Regions from separate parts of the Homo sapiens genome. Here all the other regions are linked to region 1. The links are chromatin loops, found by intact Hi-C in ENCODE. Cell type or tissue: heart right ventricle. All regions are shown on one strand. Region 1 has its middle 12 kb from the start of LINC01581. Region 2 has its middle 59 kb from the start of RGMA. Region 3 has its middle 85 kb from the start of CHASERR. Region 4 overlaps LINC01581 (long intergenic non-protein coding RNA 1581). Region 5 overlaps LINC01581 (long intergenic non-protein coding RNA 1581).

Evidence for each region. A loop is a pair of places that touch in the nucleus more often than their neighbours do. Peaks named below come from ENCODE experiments on the same cell type or tissue, not always from the same donor. Only the 100,000 strongest peaks of a DNase experiment are listed, where the experiment ranks them.
Region 2: a loop joins it to region 1, with 10 times the contacts of the local background. A loop is called at or near these places in 96 of 110 quality-filtered maps.
Region 3: it touches region 1 in a loop (8-fold over the local background); 16 of 110 quality-filtered maps call a loop at or near these places.
Region 4: a loop joins it to region 1, with 3 times the contacts of the local background. A loop is called at or near these places in 47 of 110 quality-filtered maps.
Region 5: it touches region 1 in a loop (3-fold over the local background); 49 of 110 quality-filtered maps call a loop at or near these places.

Annotation. Positions count from the first base shown.
Region 1 is chr15:94,117,665-94,121,664 of GRCh38, reverse strand. No RefSeq gene overlaps it. Among named protein-coding and RNA genes, the nearest start is that of LINC01581, 12 kb to the right of the region's middle. In heart right ventricle, a CTCF peak has its summit at 1,579 (motif pointing right); DNase peaks (open chromatin) are centred at 1,584 and 2,254; H3K27ac peaks cover 2,012 bases.
Region 2 is chr15:93,028,638-93,032,637 of GRCh38, reverse strand. No RefSeq gene overlaps it. Among named protein-coding and RNA genes, the nearest start is that of RGMA, 59 kb to the left of the region's middle. RefSeq lists enhancers at 143-647, 3,686-4,000. In heart right ventricle, a CTCF peak has its summit at 1,815 (motif pointing left); DNase peaks (open chromatin) are centred at 1,807, 2,947, 3,237 and 3,587; H3K27ac peaks cover 2,668 bases.
Region 3 is chr15:92,795,456-92,799,455 of GRCh38, reverse strand. It overlaps the pseudogene ASB9P1. Among named protein-coding and RNA genes, the nearest start is that of CHASERR, 85 kb to the left of the region's middle. RefSeq lists an enhancer at 1,506-1,675. In heart right ventricle, a CTCF peak has its summit at 2,128 (motif pointing left); no DNase peak of the experiment used is centred here.
Region 4 is chr15:94,003,049-94,007,048 of GRCh38, reverse strand. All of the region lies in intron 2 of LINC01581 (long intergenic non-protein coding RNA 1581), which reads left to right. Among named protein-coding and RNA genes, the nearest start is that of LINC01581, 100 kb to the left of the region's middle. In heart right ventricle, no CTCF peak of the experiment used is centred here; a DNase peak (open chromatin) is centred at 2,198; H3K27ac peaks cover 1,334 bases.
Region 5 is chr15:93,995,290-93,999,289 of GRCh38, reverse strand. All of the region lies in intron 3 of LINC01581 (long intergenic non-protein coding RNA 1581), which reads left to right. Among named protein-coding and RNA genes, the nearest start is that of LINC01580, 97 kb to the right of the region's middle. In heart right ventricle, CTCF peaks have their summits at 1,849 and 2,051 (motif pointing left); no DNase peak of the experiment used is centred here.

The sequences.
Region 1 (4,000 bases):
ATTTGTAAAACACACACACACATACACACAATATCTGCAAAGCAAAATAAAGCGATGTCCAATAGTCCAAACACAAACATTATTGTGTTTACTTATTGTAAACACAAGTTGGATATTGTCTCTCTCTGTGCAAATGCCCTGTGGCTCCTTTACATGATGAAATGTCCACTTTTTGGCAAGGTCTACAAGCCTATGGATGTGGTTCCTTGCTCCTTTGGGTCGTTTCCATTATTGTTTGCCAAAAACATAGTAGTCCTTATAGATTCTCAGAAATGGCATGCTCCTGCATGCCTTGGTACCATGTTGCATTTATTTTCTTTACTTAGAATGATATTTGCCTTCCACTCCCACATGTCTGCCTTGCAAGTACCTGGATCTTTCTTTATACACAGTTGACTCTTGAACGATGCAGGGGTTTAGAGGCACCAAACCCCTTGCAGTTGAAAATCTGCATATAATTTTTGATTCCTCAAAAATGTAAATACTAATAGTCTACTGTTGACCAAAAGCCTTACCAATAACATACAGTTGATTAACAAATATTTTGTGTATGTGTTACATACTGTATTCTTACAATGAAGTATGTTAGAGAAAAAAATGTTATTAAGACAATCATAAGGAAGAGAAAATATATTTGCTGTTCATTAAGTGGAAGTGGATGTAGATCATTATAAAAATTATCCTCTTCATTTTCATATTGAGTAGGCTGAGGAGAAGGAAGAAGAGGAGGGGTTGGTTTTATTGTCTCAGGAGTGGCAGAGGTGAAAAAAAAATCCACCGATAAGTGGATCCATGTAATTCAAACCCGTGTTGTCAAGGGTCAACAGTACGTTCCTTGAAAGCCACTGTGTTCTCACTGGAGAAAACTTGTGGGGATCCCTCTTCTGCTACCCTTTGGACGCTCTCGCATAATCTAAATTGCCTTTCTTACTTTAATTGCATGCTTGTATCTCCTCATTTAAGAGTGCACATCTTGAAGCAATGAGGGCTCTTTAATTTGAAATCAAAACTAACTCAGCACACTGCACCTAAACACTCAGCAAATTTTGAACACACAGATGAATGTAATCTAGTGCCACTAGCTGGCATGTTACCCAGGTTCATGAATCAGAGTGCTCACCAAGTCACCAAATGGGTTCTTAAAAATACAGATATTGGAGATCAGCCCAAGACACACTTAATCAGAGTTTCTGAGCTGGAATCCAAGACATGGGTTTCTGACAAGCACCTCCGTTGATTCTGAAGCAGCCAGCAAAAAACAGTCGAGAATCATTAATCCAAACCATTTCAGATGCATGATTGCGTTCTCTTATTCTCGAAGATAACTGGTTCTCAACTCTCTTGGGTACAAATCTGCATTTGTTTGTAGCACCAAGATTCTATGGCGTCATAGACATTGAACTGGTAATGTTGCAGCTATCCACAGATAATTAGCCACTGTTAGTGTCACTTGTGAACCGTTTGGTGGCTATTTCCATAGTCAAGTTAAGTTCCGGGCCTTTGAGCTCTTTAGTACACGTCATGCTGTCTTAGAATAGCCCACAAGATGGCAACATGATTTCATGAAATGGTGCTGGGGCTATTTCATGGACTTAGCCACAAGGTGACAGCATTGCACGGTGTTCTGAGTTGACTAGAAGGCTCCAAAAACTACTTAGACTGTTTTTCTAATTGAAAAAGCCTTATAACCCAACTTGATTTAAAAGCAAGCTTTACTTTCTCAGAATTTTCTAAAGGTGACTGTTTAAAAGATCACATCCACTATGGGATTTGTGTTGTTTCAGGTAAAACAGTATATCTCTTGACAGGTTAGTACCTGAAATGTGAGCAGAAATGTTTTTATAGGTTTGCTTTCTCATAAAATGAAAAATTTCCACGAATAGGATGACACAATCCATCTTTGTCAATGGTTAATGACTTCAGATGAGGGCTAGATGCAGGCTTTGAAAGGTTTGTAAGGTTTGTAACGATTTGTAAGGCACAAATCCATTCCCCTAGGGTGCAGTCCTTCAGGGGACCAAGGACACCAGGAGCTGGAGGCCTCCTGTAAAGCAGCCAGCAGCACTTGCCCGGGGCTCTGACCATTCCCAGGCAAGACTATGGGTCAGCCCTACCAGAGTCTCCAGATTTTTAAGAAGACTGGATATTTTCTTGTGGAGTTTCCCAAATCTCCAATATTGGCAACTAACACCAGTAATTTACAGCAGGACAAACAAAATACAACTGTGAGCCAAATTCAACCTCGGCCTGCCAGCTAGCAGCTTCTGTGTTCCTGGAAGAGTTAGGAAGACCAGAAGTTGGGCTGGAGGGGGTCAGAAGGGGATGACTGGGGGCCGGGACGGCAACAGTTTGCCTTTGGTTTTCTCCCGGGAAAAGAACGTTTAAATAATCTCTCAAACACTCATCAACGTATCAACGTAAGAGAACACAGATTTCGATGAAAGTATTGTTTTATTCAAAGGAGTCTGCAAAAGAAGTATCCACTATTTGAATTTTTAAATAGTATTAAAACATCTCCTTAGATTATTTTTCTTGGCTTTACTGGTGGGGGAATCATGCTTCTACTTGTGCCATAGGAATATTTTCATAAGTAATAATTGCCTTAATATTTCTATGTGACTCATTTAATTTTTTGTCTATATTGGAAATTTGTCATTTTTCCTGATTATGAAAGTAATACACATCCCTTGGGGACAGGAAGTGGGGGGACCTCAAAGAATATATAAACACTTTATAAACAATAAAAAGTAATTAATATTCCCTTGCAATGCTCCCCCTCTCTCTCATCATGGTAAAAACTTTGTGTGTGATTTTTCAGACTTTTTTCTGTGTATATAAAAACACATCAATATGAGATAAATATGCAAATCTAAGTTTTCATGGTTTTGGGGTTTTGTTACAAAGACATATAATACTGGTTTTTAATTTATCTTTTCACAAAATAGTATCATTGATGAATTGATTGATGTATTGATTTGATTCTTCTTGGAAATCATTATCCACAATAGACAGAACAGATCTGTGTTCACATTGGAGCCCCACCATTTACCGGTAGTATTAGATGAAATCCTCACCTAGTTTGTACCTTTAATGTAAATATTTCTGGTATTTCACAATTAAGCATAAGGCTGGCTTTGGTTTAATATGTATAATATTTTTAACATGTTGAGCAAGTGTTCACCTATCTATTGAAATAAAATGATTAATTTTTTAATTTTAAACAAAACTTTATTTTTTTATGCTTAAAGTGATTGTTATTGTTTTTTTTTCTTTTTTTATTATTATTATAGTTTAAGTTTTAGGGTACATGTGCACAATGTGCAGGTTAGTTACATAGGTATACATGTGCCATGCTGGTGCGCTGCACCCACTAACTCGTCATCTAGCATTAGGTATATCTCCAATGCTATCCCTCCCCCCTCCCCCCACCCCACCACAGTCCCCAGAGTGTGATGTTCCCCTTCCTGTGTCCATGTGATCTCATTGTTCAATTCCCACCTATGAGTGAGAATATGCGGTGTTTGGTTTTTTGTTCTTGCGAGAGTTTGCTGAGAATGATGATTTCCAATTTCATCCATGTCCCTGCAAAGGACATGAACTCATCATTTTTTATGGCTGCATAGTAAAATGATTAATTTGATTTTAAATTGTGCATGGCCATCAACTCATTAAATGCCATCTTGATGTCTGTTGAGATATTTATGACTTTTTCTTGAACTTTCAATATGGTGAGTTCTTTTAATAGATTTCCTATTGAGAATCTATTCTTGCATCTTGGTACAAACTTTTCTTCACTGTAGCATATTTTTCTTATAATGCTCTGCTCAATTCTTTGATAGGATGTGAGACTGTACCAAGTTTTATTTCTTCAGTTTTTATGCAGACCTTCTATGATTTGGTATGATTATTATGCTGGCCTTACAAATATGATTTTGGATGTTTTTCTTTTGCAATGAAACATTTAAAATGGCATCAGCATAACCTTTTCTTTAATAATGTG
Region 2 (4,000 bases), 1.1 Mb after region 1:
CATCCTGCTGATTGGTAGAGCCGAGTGGCCTGTTTTGTCAGGGCGCTGATTGGTGCGTTTACAATCCCTGAGCTAGATACAAAGGTTCTCCACGTCCCCATCAGATTAGTTAGATACAGAGTGTCGACTGGTGCACTCACAAACCTTGAGCTAAACACAGGGTGCTGATTGGCGTATTTACAATCCCTGAGCTAGACATAAAGACTCTCCACATCCCCACCAGAGCAGCTAGATACAGAGTGTCGATTGGTGCACTCACAAACCCTGAGCTAGACACAGGGTGCTGATTGGTGTTTTTACAATCCCTGAGCTAGGTATAAAGACTCTCCACGTCCCCACCAGACTCAGGAGCCCAGCTGGCTTCACCTAGTGGATCCCGCACCGGGGCTGCAGGTGGAGCTGCCTGCCAGTCCCGCGCGGTGCGCTCGCATTCCTCAGCCCTCGGGTGGTCAGTGGGACTGGGCGTCGTGGAGCAGAGGGTGGTGCTCGTCGGGGAGGCTCGGGCCGCACAGGAGCCCATGGAGTGGGTGGGAGGCTCAGGCATGGTGGGCTGCAGGTCCCGAGCCTTGCCCCACGGGAAGGCAGCTAAGGCCCGGCGAGAAATCGAGCGCAGCGCCGGTGGGCCGGCACGGCTGGGGGACCGAGTACACCCTCCGCAGCCACTGGCCTGGGTGCTAAGTCCCTCATTGCCCGGGGCCAGCAGAGCTGGCTGGCTGCTCCGAGTGCGGGGCCCGCCAAGCCCACGCCCACCCGGAACTCCAGCTGGCCTGCAAGTGCCGCACGCAGCCCAGGTTCCCGCTTGCGCCTCTCCCTCCACACCTCCCTGCAAGCTGAGGGAGTGGGCTCCAGCCTTGGCCAGCCCAGAAAGGGGCTCCCACAGTGCAGGGGGTGCTGAAGGGCTCCTCAAATGCCGCCAAAGTGAGAGCCCAGGCAGGGGAGGTGCTGAGAGCAAGCGAGGGCTCTGAGGGCTGCCAGCACGCTGTCACCTCTCACCTGCACCTGTGGAGGCAGGAAGCGGAGCTAGAGAGGAACAGAACCTGGGTTTTCCGAGGGAGCCTCGTTCAGGTGGGGGCGCCAGGGGCTCTGACGGCATCTGTGGGATGCCTGGGGAAGACACCAGCAGGCATGGAGATGGGAACAGCAGAGCCAGAGATGGCCGGAATTGATTCTTGAAGACCACCAGGTGCTCAGCGGGCAGATGGAGGTGATGGAGGAGGAAGAAAGGGACCATGCCCTAGAGGCGGAGCTGGCCTCCTCCACCTGAGGCCGAGAGCAGCTGGGGCTGGTTGCAGTGAGGGGACTCAAGAAGGTTCGAGTGGCCAGCAGGGGCAGGTCACAGAGGGCCCCAGACCCAAACCAGGGCGCTTGGACATTAAGGTGAAGGTCACCGAGAACAGCCGGTGATGCCAGGGGGGCCTTGTGGCTCAGAAGGGTCCCTACAGTTGCCCCTCCCAGGTGGGAGGAAGGAGAGGCTGGACTGCAGAGCAGGACCCCCTGTGCGTCCCCGCACAAGGGCTGGAAGTAGGGATGAAGGAGGCTGGGGACGGGGCAGCCTGTCCCCTCGCGTCCCCTGCTCTTGGAGGGCAGTGAGGCTGCCTCTCCCTGCAGCCTCTGCCCCTCTCTTCCCCGTCCGTCTCCCTTCCTGCGGAAGCCACGTGGCTCCACATCTCCTGGGGTGTGGGGGGCTTTGTTGTGGGCTCCAAGGGGGAGAGACCCACCCGGGCAAGGGAAGAGCCCGGAACCTTCCCTGGGTTGGGTTTAGGTGTTGGGTGCCGGGCAGGCTGTTTGTGGAAATCTGCTGCCCTCTGCAGGATGGTTCTAGAACCACATTCGCTCAGGGGCCCTCAGTCTAGGCTTCAGAGAGTGGGAGCTGATCCCAAACACCGCACAGGCCCCAGTGCCACCCTTTGATCATGACAGCTGCCGAGCCCACCTGACATGCACCTCAGGGACCTCACTTGTCCCTGCCCAGCCTGGTGAGAAGCTGTCAGTATCTATTTGTAGTTAAGGCTTGGAGATAGAGAATGTGCTCCACAACACCAGCTGGTAAGAGACAGAGCCAATGTTCAAATCCAGTCTGTCCAGCCATGCCCGGCACCCACCCGCTGGCCCACGTGCCTTCCTGACCGCCCATCCTCATCGCCAGGGCTTGGCCGTCTGAGTAGGGGTTGAAGTTTGCCCAGATCCAGGATTTTCACGACCCTGTCCCTCTACCTCTGGCTGTTTTCTCCCTGGCACTCATGTGACGTTTGTCCTCTTACTGTTTGCTTCTCTAGGGCCCGCCCCCAACCCCTACCCCAGCTAGAATACCAACTCCAAGGGGCCAGGGCCCTTATCCTCCTGGTTCACTGCGCGGGTCCAGCTCCTGGAGCAGGACCAGCCCACAGGAGGGGCTGGAGACCTGGTTCAAGGAAAACGTCCTCTCCCATAACTGTCTGGTTCCAGCAGTGTCTCCCCCATGAGACTATGAGCTCCTGGGGGTTCTAGTCCCTGCTGGGCCTTCCTGCTGGGGTTTAGTCTCCCCGCACAGCAAGCTGCGGCTTTCCAGAAGCCCTGGCCAATGGGGCTCCAAGAGGGCAGCTCGCTTGTCTTGCAGTCTCTGGAGTGGGAGGTGCTGGGCCCGGTGCTCACCGGGCCTGCCCTCCAGGCCGGGCAAGCTCTGTCCTTAGTCTGCCTCAACCCATCCAGCTGCCCTCTGACTCAACCCTCTCCACCCATTCCCCAGCCAAGGACTTTGAATGCTGTCTCTTCCAGGTCGCCCTTAGGGTTACAAACCTTTTCCTTTTCCACTGTGCACACTCTCACTTAAAAACCGCATGAACCCAAGAAGCGGCCTCCTTCCTTTGCAGGTGAAGATGCAAGGTGATCACCCAGCTGAACATGGGGAGGGACCACATGGGGGCAATGCGCTGACTCGGGAGGCCCCTTTACAGCCCCCCAACGCCCCGAGGGCCACCACAGTGCCTGTGGTTAACGGGGCCCGTGTTTTAGCAACAATTCCTTCTTAGGTCACTAAAGAAATTAAGAGGAAGCTCACGTGTGATGTTCCGGAAGTGGATATTGTTCTGCCCATCTTCGAGGTAAGAAGCCTTTAGGCCATGGACTGGTCCATGTTCCCACACAAAGCCAGACAGCAGGAGGCTCAGCGCAAAACCAGGTGGCCTGAGCACACTGTCATCCACCACATCACACGCCAGCAGAACTGACCAGAACACCCCCAAGACGTCAAGCCTGGGGGAGGGGCCCACCGGCAGCAGCGGGAACAGCTCCTCAATTAGTGCCCAGGTTTCTGCAGGATGGAACTTTCACTGAATCCAGCTGCACCTTCTCCTCCCCACCCGCTCACTGATCAGAACAGATTTGAGGTGGGCTGGGAGACCAAATGGGTCCCATGAGATATGACAGAAAGGACTGGTGCAGGGGGCTTCAGTTAAGGCAACGCCTCACATCAGAGCTGGTCCTGCGCCTTTAAAAGCCACAGGTTGGAATCTGGAGCCGACTCTGGTCTGGCAAACTGCAGGGACTTGGGTTTCAATAAGTGACCTTTCTGTTGGCGCTGACTGAGGAGGGCTTGCCGTGATGCCAGGCGTGCGAGGCCCTGCCAGGGAGGAGGGAGGAGGCAGGGGCCCTGGGCCGGCCGCTTCCAGTAAAAGGCAGGCGTTTTGGCAGCTGGCAGTTTCGAAGCCTTGTTGCTATTGTAAGTCATAATAAGCTGATTATTGCAGTACTTGTTCTTAAAGTTTCCCCAAATTGTTCCAGCTGAGTCATGAGTTACAACACGATTGTGAGTCGTTTCTTGATGGGCACCAAGAGCCCTCAGCTTTTCTTCGTCTTTCTCAAGAACTACGTGAACTAAAAATCCCAGCCTCCCGCTCCAGCGCGGGCCAGGGCTGGCAAGGGCCCCTGCGTCCAAGTCCCCTGGGCTGACGGAGCGGAGTCACAGCAGTTGACAGCTCAGCTCTCAGTAGACACATGGCTTATTTGGTATCAAGATTTAAGA
Region 3 (4,000 bases), 1.3 Mb after region 1:
CTAAAAATACAAAAATTAGCTGGGCGTGGTGAGACACACCTATAATCCCAGCTACTCGGGAGGGTGATGCAGGAGAATCGCTGGAACTGGGATGGCAGAGGTTGCAGTGAGCCAAGATCGTGCCACTGCACTCCAGCCTCGGCGACAGAGCAAGACTCCATCTCAAAAACAAAAACGAAAACAAAAACAAAAGCATTACAAGAGTCTCATCTGAGGCCAGGCGTGGCTTCTCATGCCTGTAATCCCAGCACTTTGGGAGGCTGAGGTGGGTGGATCACTTGAGGTCAGGAGTTCGAGACCAGCCTGACCAACATGTTGAAACCTCATCTATACTAAAAATACAAAATTACCTGGGTGTGTGGGAGACTGAGGCAGGAGAATTGCTTGAACCTGGCAGGCAGAGGTTGTGGTGAGCTGAGATCGTGCTCCTTGGGTATAAATCTCCCCTTGTCTTTGTTGAAGTCAGGGTTGAGTCCAATCTCTCGTCCCCACTGCAAGACCCTGTGGCAGTGGTCCCTACACCTATCACTGTGGCCCCTTTTGGATAAAGTCTGCCTTAGCACCTTTTAACAAATGTCATAAATAATAATTTTTCTTTAACATTCTTTTTTTTTTTTTTTTTTTTGAGACAGGGTCTTGCTCTGTCTCCCAGGCTGGAGTGCAATGGCACGATCTCGGCTCACTGCAACCGCCGCCTCCTAGGCTCAAGTGATTCTTGTGCCTCAGCCTCCCAAGTAGCTTGGACTACAGGCATGCACCACCATGCCCAGCTAATTTTTGTATTTTTATTAATTTATCTATTTATTTATTTATTTTGAGACCAAGTTTTGGTCTTTTTGTCCAGGCTGGAGTCCAGTGGTACAATCTTGGCTCATTGCAACCTCCGCCTCCTGGGTTCAAGTGATTCTCCTGCCTCAGCCTTCCGAGTAGCTGGGATTACAGGCACGCTCCACCAGCCTGGCTAATTTTGTATTTTTAGTAGAGACAGGGTTTTGCCATGTTGGCTGGGCTGGTCTTGAACTCCTGACCTCAAGTGATCCACCCGCCTCAGTCTCCCAAAGTGCTGGGATTACAGGTGTGAGCCACCACACTCGGCCTAATTTTTGTATTTTTAGTAGAGATGGGGTTTCACCATGTTGTCTCAAGCTCCTGACCTCCAGTGATCTGCCTGCCTCGGCCTCCCAAAGTGTTGGGGTTACAGGTGTGAGCCACCGCACCTGGCCTGCCTCTCTCTCTCTCTTTTTTTTTTTTTTGAGACGGAGTCTCACTCTGTCGCACAGACTGGAGTGCAGTGGCACGATCTCGGCTCACTGCAACCTCCGACTCCTGGGTTCAAGCAATTCTCTGCCACAGCTTCCGGAGTAGCTGGGATTACAGGTGCCTGCCACCACGCCCAGCTAATTTTTTTGTATTTTTAGTAGAGACAGGGTTTCACCGTCTTGGCCAGGCTGGTCTTGAACCCCTGACGTCGTGATCCACCTGACTCAGCCTTCCAAAGTGCTGGGATTACAGGCGTAAGCCACCGCGCCAGGCCTTTTTTTTTTTAAGAAAAAAAAAAAAAAAAGACAAAACTTCCCAACTTGAATAAGGCTCCTGAGGCATGCAAGCCCTGGCCTCTGCATGTCCCTCCAGCAGCAGGCCCCAGCCTGCTCCTGAGCCTTTGGCAAGCTCTTCTTGGGGACCCCGTTTCCACCCCTCACCTCTCGTCTATCTGCCTTGGATCTTGGCTCCTTCATCTTTTTCTCATCTGCTTCTCAGGGACACCTTCCTTTCCCCGCATCAGGCTGCTTCTTCCTTATGTACTCTCACAGCACTTACTATGCTGTGGTATCTTACTGGTGTGATTCTTTGTCCGTTTTCCTACCTACCCCTTAAGGTCTGTGTGCGCAGGTACTGTGTCTTCCTTGGCTGAGCCTAGTATCCTAACTGCCTGCTGTGGTGCCTGACACATAGTAGGCATTGAATACATATTTGCTGAATGAAATAATGAGTAAAAGCTAGGTAATAGAAATAATACTTAGGTCTAAGAGGGACCAGTCTTTTTTTTGTAGTTGTTTAGCTACTTCATTTTGTTAAAAAGGACATCTTAATAACTAATTACTTAGTGCCATTACTGCCATCTAGTGGTGACTGATGTTATTATACTGCTGGGTCCATTCTCAATGATGTTACTGTACTGGCAGAGAAGGGAATCAATATATGCAAGATATCTGTTGAGTGTTTGCCTTGTTTCAGGTATTGTACCAGGAAGTTTACAGCAGTACCTGCTGGTTACGCCAGCAAAGGGAGTGTAAGCTGCTTTCCCATGGTCACCATCTAAGGAGGAGACCTGAATTCAACTCCAGGAGACCGTCTCTGTTTTTCTTTTCTTTTTATTTTTTTGAAATACATTTCTTTATTTTCATTCCCATATAGCAGAGATGGAACAAGGATAGTGATGCTGGAAAATCCTGCTTTGATCAAATCATCACATAAGTTAACGTCAGAAAACCTGTATTTGAATCTGACTCCTCTATCCTTGCCCTGGGAAATTGGACAGATTGACCCAGTTGCTGTGAGGGCTGAATTAGATGATGCTGAAAGTGCTTGGCCTGCAGTGGATATGCAAAACAATAGCTGTTATTTTAGACAGTCTCCAAGCAGGGAAAAAAGTCTTCATGCCTTCTAACTAATCATACAAACGTATGCAGTGTGTTTAAACTCTGGCTTCAGAGTTTAACAAATACAAATCTAATCGAAAAAATTAGTCAAACTCTATGAACAAATTTATAACTAATACAAATCTAATCGAAAAAACTAGTCAAACTCTATAAACCTAACTTGATTTTAAAATTCTAGTGGCTACAACACTCAATAATGTTTTCACATTGTTTGTGAATCCATTCCATTGATACATACAAAGATGTAGGAGAAACCATTTCAGATCCTCTGGGAGGACGACTTTGGTTATCTTATGATGCTGCTGGATTCCAAAGCCCTTCTGATTTCTAGGCATAACTGCATCAAAAGAAGGGGGCCCTTCTCTCTCCAAGAAGAGCTGGATCAAAGGGCTCTCTGGAGGCACCAGCTCCACATGACATTTGCCTTCAGCATTCTTGGCCTGGGTGTCTGCTCCAAAATCCATGAGCAGGCAGGCCAGCTCTTCACTGGCTGTCCTGGCCACTGCATGAAGTGGGGAATCCTTCATGAGGGCCTTCATGAAGGCCACTGCATGAAGTGGGGAACCTCTCCCTGGGTTCAGGTCTGCTCCTGACTCCAGAAGCTTCTTGACACAGGCTATCTGCTGGTTTTCACAAGCCAAATACAGTGAAGTGCCCACGTGGCTGATGTTATGGTCATTTTTGCCCCTATAAGCTGTAAGAGAGTCGACACACTCCACGTGGCCTCTCCTAGCAGCTTCATGGACGGGGGATGCCAGATCACTCTCAGGTTGAACGCTGGCTCCATGCTGCAGAAGCATAATCCCAGCTGCTGCTGATACAAACATTAAACAGTGGAGTGTGCCAGTCTGTTGTCACGCCATTCACCTGAGCTCCATGCTTTAATAAAATCTTTACACGAGAGGGATGACCTCTGAGACAGGCTTCATGGAGTGGGGAAACATGATCTGCCATGATGATGTTCACAAGCCACCCGTGGCTGATGAGGTTCCTCAGAGACAGCTGATGTCCGTAGATTGCAGCTTCAGGCATAGGAGACCAATCAGACACAGAATCACCCATCAATGGGTTTGAAAGAAGCCTGGTGTCAGGAGAGTCTCTTGGCCCCGTGGGCTTGCTCCCATCCATGCCCCCTTGTTTGCCATCCATGCTGCCCTCTCCTAAGCGAGCAAGCTCTGCGCTCCACTTCAGTTGCTCAGCAAAGTCCAAACTCCATGCTCCCCCTGCTCCTGAAAAATTCCAGTTCTGTGGCTGGCTGAGCTGCACACGTCCTAGTCAAATGGTCTAACTGGCTGGAGGCCCGCCAGAGGCCGCCTGTTTTTTTTTTTTTTTTTTTTTTT
Region 4 (4,000 bases), 110 kb after region 1:
TTTACCTACATAGTGGAAATACTATGTAATATGAGATACTCTGTCTCTCTTCCCAAGTCTACTTTCAGTGACATCAGACTGGCAGCCTAAAATCCACCATGGTGAGAATACTTACACGATGAAAATTGAAAAAAGCTACAAACACAACCTTGGTCTATTATTTTGCTGCTTGTCTCGACTTAAGAAAATGACTATGGAGCAACTATTTATAATGTAAAATAAACTTAAAATATGTCAAGTCTGTAGCCGTTACATGGTGAATTGCATAGGAAATTAACGAGATTATATTTTGTAGTATCGGAAAACTATTATCTGACTCAAAAAAAAATGAGTAAGAATTTTGACATACATCTTGATTAATTCGCTTCCCTTTGATTAACTCAAGTAAAAGAACACATCAATATTCATGTTGAAACTTCACTTGGTTAATCAATTGCAGTTTTAGGTTGGCTATAGATACAGGAAGTCAGACAAAATCAACAATAGCATTCTGTGAGAAACAGCTAGTGATATGGAATTTATAATAAAGAGTACTGTATATTTTATTATTATTTATCAGCTGTTTGCCACATATCCTTTATATGGATAAATTTATAATAAACATGTGGTGTCCGGAGTTGGTTCCTTCCTGTGGGTTCGTGGTATCCCTGACTTCAAGAATGAAGCTGCGGACCTTCACGGTGAGTGTTACAGCTCTTAAAGGTGGCACTACCCAAAGGGTGAGCAGCAGCAAGATTTATTGTGAAGAGTGAAAGAACAAAGCTTCCACAGCATGGAATGGGACCCAGCGGGCCACTGCTGGCTAGGGTGGCCAGCTTTTATTAACTTACTTGTCCCCGTCCATGTCCTGTTTCTGTCCTATCAGACTGCCCTTTTCTCAATCCTCCCTGTGATTGGTTACCTTTAGAATCCTGCTGATTGGTCCATCTTACAGAATGCTGATTGGTCCATTTTACAGAGCGCTGATTGGTGCATTTTACAAACCTCTTGCTAGCTACAGAGCGCCAATTGGTGCGTTTTTACAGAGCACTGATTGGTGCATTTTACAAACCTCTTGTAAGACAGAAAAGTTCTCCAAGTCCCCACTCCACCCAGGAGGTCCAGCTGGCTTCACCTCTCAATGTGTTTATACTTTTATCTGCATTTTTCCCCAGAGAGCTGGTCATTAAACATTTATCAGCACATCATTGAGTGGAATCCAGACAACAATTTAACAGCAGAAAATGGTAGGGTGTAGTTGGGAAACTTAGTGGTGGGACTGTAAGAATGGAACCTAAAATCATAATTGATTTTACCTTCAGATTGGACAGCAGATAGTCCACTTAATAAAGCAAATGTCAGACTTTCTATGTGCTTGATGACAACAATGTAATAAAAGTCAGTGAATGTGGCTGAGCATGTTGGCTCATGCCTGTAATCCTAGCACTTTGGGAGGCTGAGGCAGGTGGATCACTTGAGCCCAGAAGTTCGAAACCAGCCTGGCCAACATGGTGAAACCCTGTGTCTACTAAAAATACAAAAAAATTAGCCAGGTGTGGTGGTGGGTGCCTGTAATCCCAGCTACTTGGGAGGCTGAGGCAGGAGAATTGCTTGAATCCAGGAGGTGGTGGTTGCAGTAAGCTGAGATTGCGCTACTGCACTCCAGCCTTGGCGACAAGAGAGATTCTGCCTCAAAAATTTGAAAAAAAAAAAAAAAAAGGCTTATACCCTAAGAAATTTATGTGTGCAGTATTTGTGATATATCAGTTTGCAAATGTGATATGTGATGGAGATAACAAGAGGGAGTGTCCCTCTTTCTACCCCATGCACTCACTCACCTTCACCTTTTTGGGAATAAACTGAAAACACAAAGCATTGTTACTCATATGTAAACCATGTAGGGAGTATCTCTGAGGTTCTGGACCAGCACACACTCTTCAGGATTAGAGTCCAGAACTCTGAAGATGAAGGCACTATGCCCCAGAGCATAAGAATGTTGAGTCACGGCATTTCTTACAGGGGATTTAGCTACTATCAGCCTGAATGCCTCTCCAAGGTGACTCCAGAAATCCAAGGTTCTAGCGCACAGGCCCTGTCTTCCTCAGGAATGCTATTCAAATAAATCCCCCGCCCTCCTCTCAGGCCAAGTTCTGTCTTGTTGCGAACCAAGGAGGAGCAAACAGCCCAGCTGCCTTCCACTCTGAGCAAACTGTGTTTCAGTGAAAACAGCAATTACACAAGAGTTAAAGATGAGGGAACTTCTTGGCCGGGCGCAGTGGCTCACGCCTGTAATATCAACACTTTGGGAGGCCAAGGCTGGTGGATCACTTCAGGTCAGGCGTTTGAGATCAGCCTGGCCAACGTGGTGAAACCCCATCTCTACTAAAAGTACAAAAATTAGCTGGGTGTGATGGTGTGCACCTGTAATCCCAACTACTCAGGAGGCTGAGGAAGGAGAACTGTTTGAACCCGGGAGGTGGAGGTTGCAGTGAGCCGAGATCGTGCTACTACACTCCAGCCTGGACAATGGAGTGAAACTTGGTCTCAAAAGAAAAAAAAAAAAGAATGGGGAAACTTCTTATAAGACTGATTCAGGAAGCGGTCTGGGTCAAATGATAACCACAGTTAGTCTCCCTCTCACACACATGAAAGTCTGCAGAAACATAGAAACAACATCCCCTTGTTTAAACTAACTCCAAATAAGGTGATCCAAATCTGGTACCCAAACTCATCGTGCAGGTGTAATAAACAGCACTTCCAGATCAGAATGAGCCTTAAAGTATCATCTGTCCTCTATGATGGCACGATGTACCTTCTATGTCCATTTCTGGAGCCTTGCTGTTGATAGCTATCAACAACAATGTTTGGAGCAGTCTGAAGAACTTTAGAAAGGCAACCAAAAGGCTATTTGGGAATAGCTTTTGAATACAAACTCTATCCATCTATCAATCTATGCCCCCATCTCATAGAGCTAATCTGATTGAAGTCTTTTTACTAGGGAGCCAGGCAGACATGATTTTTTACAAGCTGAATCGCCTGGGGTTTAAAGGTGCCTGCAAGAAGTTTGTTTGTGAACAACTGGGTCTGTATGCAGCATTGTGTGAAGGGGAGGGGGCAGCAGAAGGAGAATGGAGAATGCTGCATGGTCTATGCTTTCTGTTCAAATATGCAGCACCTGGGACATGCAACAATCATTCAACAATAAGTGTATTTATTTTGTGTGTACTTTATGTCAGGCACTATTCTAGGCACCTGAGATGTATTGAAGAACTGTTTCTGAAGAGCTTATGCTCTAGTGACATGATATTTCATATAAAAATTACATATGCATATATTTATATATATAAATCTAGAACATATATAATGAGAATATATAACTACTATATATACTATAGCATACAACTATTATATTCTATATACTACATATAGAATATTATATACTATATATACTACTATATTCTATATAGAGAACATTATATACTATATATACTACTATATTCTATATAGAGAACATTATATACTATATATACTACTATATTCTATATATAGAATACTATATACTATACATACACAACTATATTCTATATATTATATAGGATATATAATTATATATAATATATAATGAGAATATATTAGATATATATTATAGATCTATATATAGTATACATATACAATATATATTCTCATATATATATTTAATATATAATACATTATATTATATAAATATATACATTATATCATATATAGAGTGTATGTTAATAATATAATATATGCTAATATATTATATATTAGTATATATAGTATATAGTATTCTATATATAGAAAATAGTAGTATATATAGCATATAATATTCTATATATAGAATATAGTAGTATATATAGTATATAATATTCTATATATAGTATATAGAATATAGTAGGTATATGTTATAGTATATATAGTAGTCATATATTCTCATTATATATGTTCTAGGTTTGTATATACAAATATATACATATATATTTTTATATATCAAATACCA
Region 5 (4,000 bases), 120 kb after region 1:
CCACATCAAATGCTCTAAACGACTCCTGACTGCTTTCTGAAATAAACCCAAATATCGTATCTGGGTATCCCAGGCCTGAATGCTTTCATCCCATTTAGCTGTCGCATGATGTCCCTCTCAGTTCTCCCCTTCACGCATTCTCCCATCTAGCTGAACTGGAGTATTGCTGTGCTCTGAACATGTTCCACGCAGTTTTCATTTTAAAATTCGCCCTGATTATTCCTTCTCCAGGATGCTTCTGCTCATCTACTAGTCCCATGTCTTTACTATCTACTCCACCTTTAATATTTCTTCAGAGTTTTAATTCAAAAGAGACAAGAAGCCTTCCTCCAGTGCATTTCCACTACATATTATTTAGTCTTTGGACATGATAGGCATTTGTTTCCTTGTATCATCCCTGTGGTTAGTCAGTTCAGCCGCTTGTGAGCAAGGGCTATGACTTGTTTCTCCATAAATCTCCTGCAGTTACCGGGTGCCTCGAGTAGAACAGTTGCTCTAAAATAGCTGTTGGGTGCCATGAAGATAGGAAAGGCTAGAAGGGGAATTCGGTAGGCTAGTGAGTGTTAAAAACATGCTTTAATACTTGAAAAGATGTAAAAATGACTTTCATGCTCAGTGGAAACTCAAGTCATGTTAGATACTCCAAGTTACATGATACATTTTATACTTTTAGAAATCTCAGAATCTAGGAAGTGACAATGGGTTTTTCACAGATAAGTTAACTCTATGAGGGCTACTTTTTATTCCAAGTGGCTGTTTTTTAAGGGCCAGTACCGTCATAAGGCTTTGCTTGATCATCCTGTACAGTGATGAGGCTGTTTGGAAATTACACTCCTCCCCTTCCAGTAACTAGCGTTCCTCACCTTATGTGAATTCTTGGTTTTTCTAAGAGAGAGAAAAAAAATCCCTTTAAATTTCATTGATACTCCTTTCTTTATTTCTCAAGCTCCTATTTCTTGGAAACCTATAACACCTTCACAACTGGCATGCTCCAAGTTGAATGGGTCTGTGAGGAAAAGTAACTTCCACTATTGATAAGGTTGCTGCCCCAATCCCCAGACCCCAAAAGGATAAGGAAGACAAGACACCTGAAAGATTTATGACATTGTTTTTGGTTTTCATATTTTTACACTAATTTTGAAGAAGCATAAAAACTAGCATTTTACTGGTAACTCAATTTCTACCAATGAGTGGAGTTGGATTTAAGGTAGTGAATTGAATAAGAATTTTGGGTAATAAATTCATCGATTTTGTGCCTATACAATTATTTTAATACTGATACTAAGTCAAGATATTCAACTGCTCAAAAACCTTCCGTGGGTCCCCGCTGTCCCTAACATTTAGCCCACGCATGACCTGCTAGCCCCTTTTATAGTCAAGCTATACCTTGACTTGAAAAGTATACCTTTACATTCTTACTTCTAAATAAAATAATGTAGGCATGTGATGCCAGGCTATAACATTTAGTTTAATCCAGGAAGCAGTTGGAACCATTTACCACATTTAACATGGGGAGTAGCTGAGTCAGATCCATGCCCTAGGGATAAAGGAGTAGAGTAGTAAACAGGAGCCCTCCATGAGAGGGAGATGGGCACATTCACAGCATCACTCCTTGCATCCTTTAAAGGTTCCACTAGTCCGGATGCTGATTCTGGTACTCTAAACCCTATTCAATGCCCGTATTTATGCATGAAACATTCCCAGGTTATTTCACCTTAAAGGGACAAATAATTTCCTTTTTAGGCATTCTATAGCACAAATCGTCTGAGAGATCGTAGAAGCATTCAATTTGTGATTGCTTTGCTATATATCGTCTTACATGATCATTTAATGGGTTTTTAATGTATATTATTTGTTTCTTTGATTAGATTATAAATTCCTTGAGACCTGTGATTATATTGTACACATCTTTAGAACCAAGGGACAAGTTTACATAATGTATTTACTGTAGATATGCTATCAACATTTGGCAAATATTGTTAATGCATAATGAAGTTTACTTTGGGAAACGTGATTGCTCTGTTACCTCTGGCTCCCTCTAGTGATGCCCAAAATATGACATCTAGCTGCACATTTCTGTTTCATCCCATTTGTTGGAATTTTATGACTATCAGATGTGATGCAGAGAACAAATTCAGCTACAAGCAAAACAAAAATTATAATTATGATATATAACAATATTATATATTAAATGATTATGTGAGACAGTGATCATGTAAGACCATGATATATAGCAAAGCGATAGCAAATTGAACACTTCTATGATTGCACAGAAAATTTGTGCTATAGAATATCTGAAAAGGGAATAATTTGTCCCTTTAAGGTGAAAGGGACAATAAATTATTGTTGTGTTATATTTTGCTTGATTAATAATATCATAATTATTACAGCCAAAGCGCATCAATCTCCTATTTTATGCCAAGGGCTGCTGAAGACAATGATACGTATTTTCTCACCTAAACTGCATGAGAATCATGTGAGATAGCTATTATTGTCTTCCAGCATTTACAGGTGAGGAGACCAAGACACAGCAATGTCTAGGGACTTGCCTAAGGACACACAGTGGGATTTCCCTCATTCTAGTGTGGACAGATTGGAGCATGTGAATGGATACCTTGAAACTCTGGAATAATTAGGCTGCTGGTTGGTGTGCTTTACCCCTAAATCTTACTCAAGAATGGATGGTTCTGACAAACACATGTGCACAGCAGGCAGTACTTAGTTTATTTTGAAAAGAACTGAACAACCGCATATGGCAATGGAAATAAAGGAAGCTTGTTCAAATGGCCAGTCTACGCTCAAATTTCTAAATGAGGTAACTATTTCAGAATAAGCCTTATTTTGTATTGTTTTGCCTATGAATTGACCTAATTAAAAATTAAATAATTTGCATGGTAATAACACATGTACCTTCTCATCTGTTAGTATCACAACTCAAATGGAATTAAAATTTAAAATGTCATATAAAGTGGGAAAATAGTAACTCATGTTAACATTCGTATTGATCTCTTATTGTATGAGAGAGAGAATCATATCACTAAATAAAGAACAAAGTGCATAAACTCAAAAGAAAAGTCTCTTTCACATTCTATGTTACCTACTTGCAGGGAGGTAAATAATGTAGGTAGGTCTTACCTGAATGATGGTAGATTATCAATACAAATCTATATTTCCATACAAATATACATTTTTCAATACAAATCTATATTTCAACACAAATATATATTTTTAAGTATAAATTATACATTCTTCCTTGCTAGACAGCACTAATATTTTTTGAAAAACAAAACAAAAAAAATCTCTCTGTCTCTCTTTTCCTGAGCATACATTATTATTAACAAGAGGCATCTGGTTCCCATTAATATTGAGAGAAGAAATCTATCTTAGGAATTATGGTTTAAGTTGAATTGTAGGGCAGGAGAATTAGCCATCCGTCCTGCTTCACATGCATTTGTAGTCATGCTAATCACCAGCAGGAATCAAGTCAGTCTCTCTCTCAAAATGAATTAAATAATGTAAAATCTCTTTCACTGTATTTAGGGCAAGTGAGCCATATGTGCATGTGAGATCGAGAGCATGAATGTGTGTGGTGTGTGTGTGTGTGTGTGTGTGTGTGTGTGTCTGTGTGTGTATGAGGAGACGGGGAAAGGAGGAGAGCAAGAGAGGAAAGTCCTTGGAAATAAGCCATCATGTTGCTGTTCATAGCAAATACTCCATCTACTACAAGAAAAACATCAGGTCTTACAACTTCTCCATGGGTTTATGAGTACTACTTTTAGGGATTATCCAGGTACTTGGAAAGGTAGTCAAAAAATAAATGATTTCTCATTAAAAAAAAAAATAAAATGGAATTTGCAGAGCCAAATGAGAAGTCTCCAGGAGTAAACAATGGCCTGTAGCAGCCAAAAGATGTAATGTGAGTGAAAAGCAGGGTTGCTTAGTGCCCGGAACCCTTAAGTCTAAGCAGATAGAATTAGATTTGCAGCCTCTGCCTGCCAAT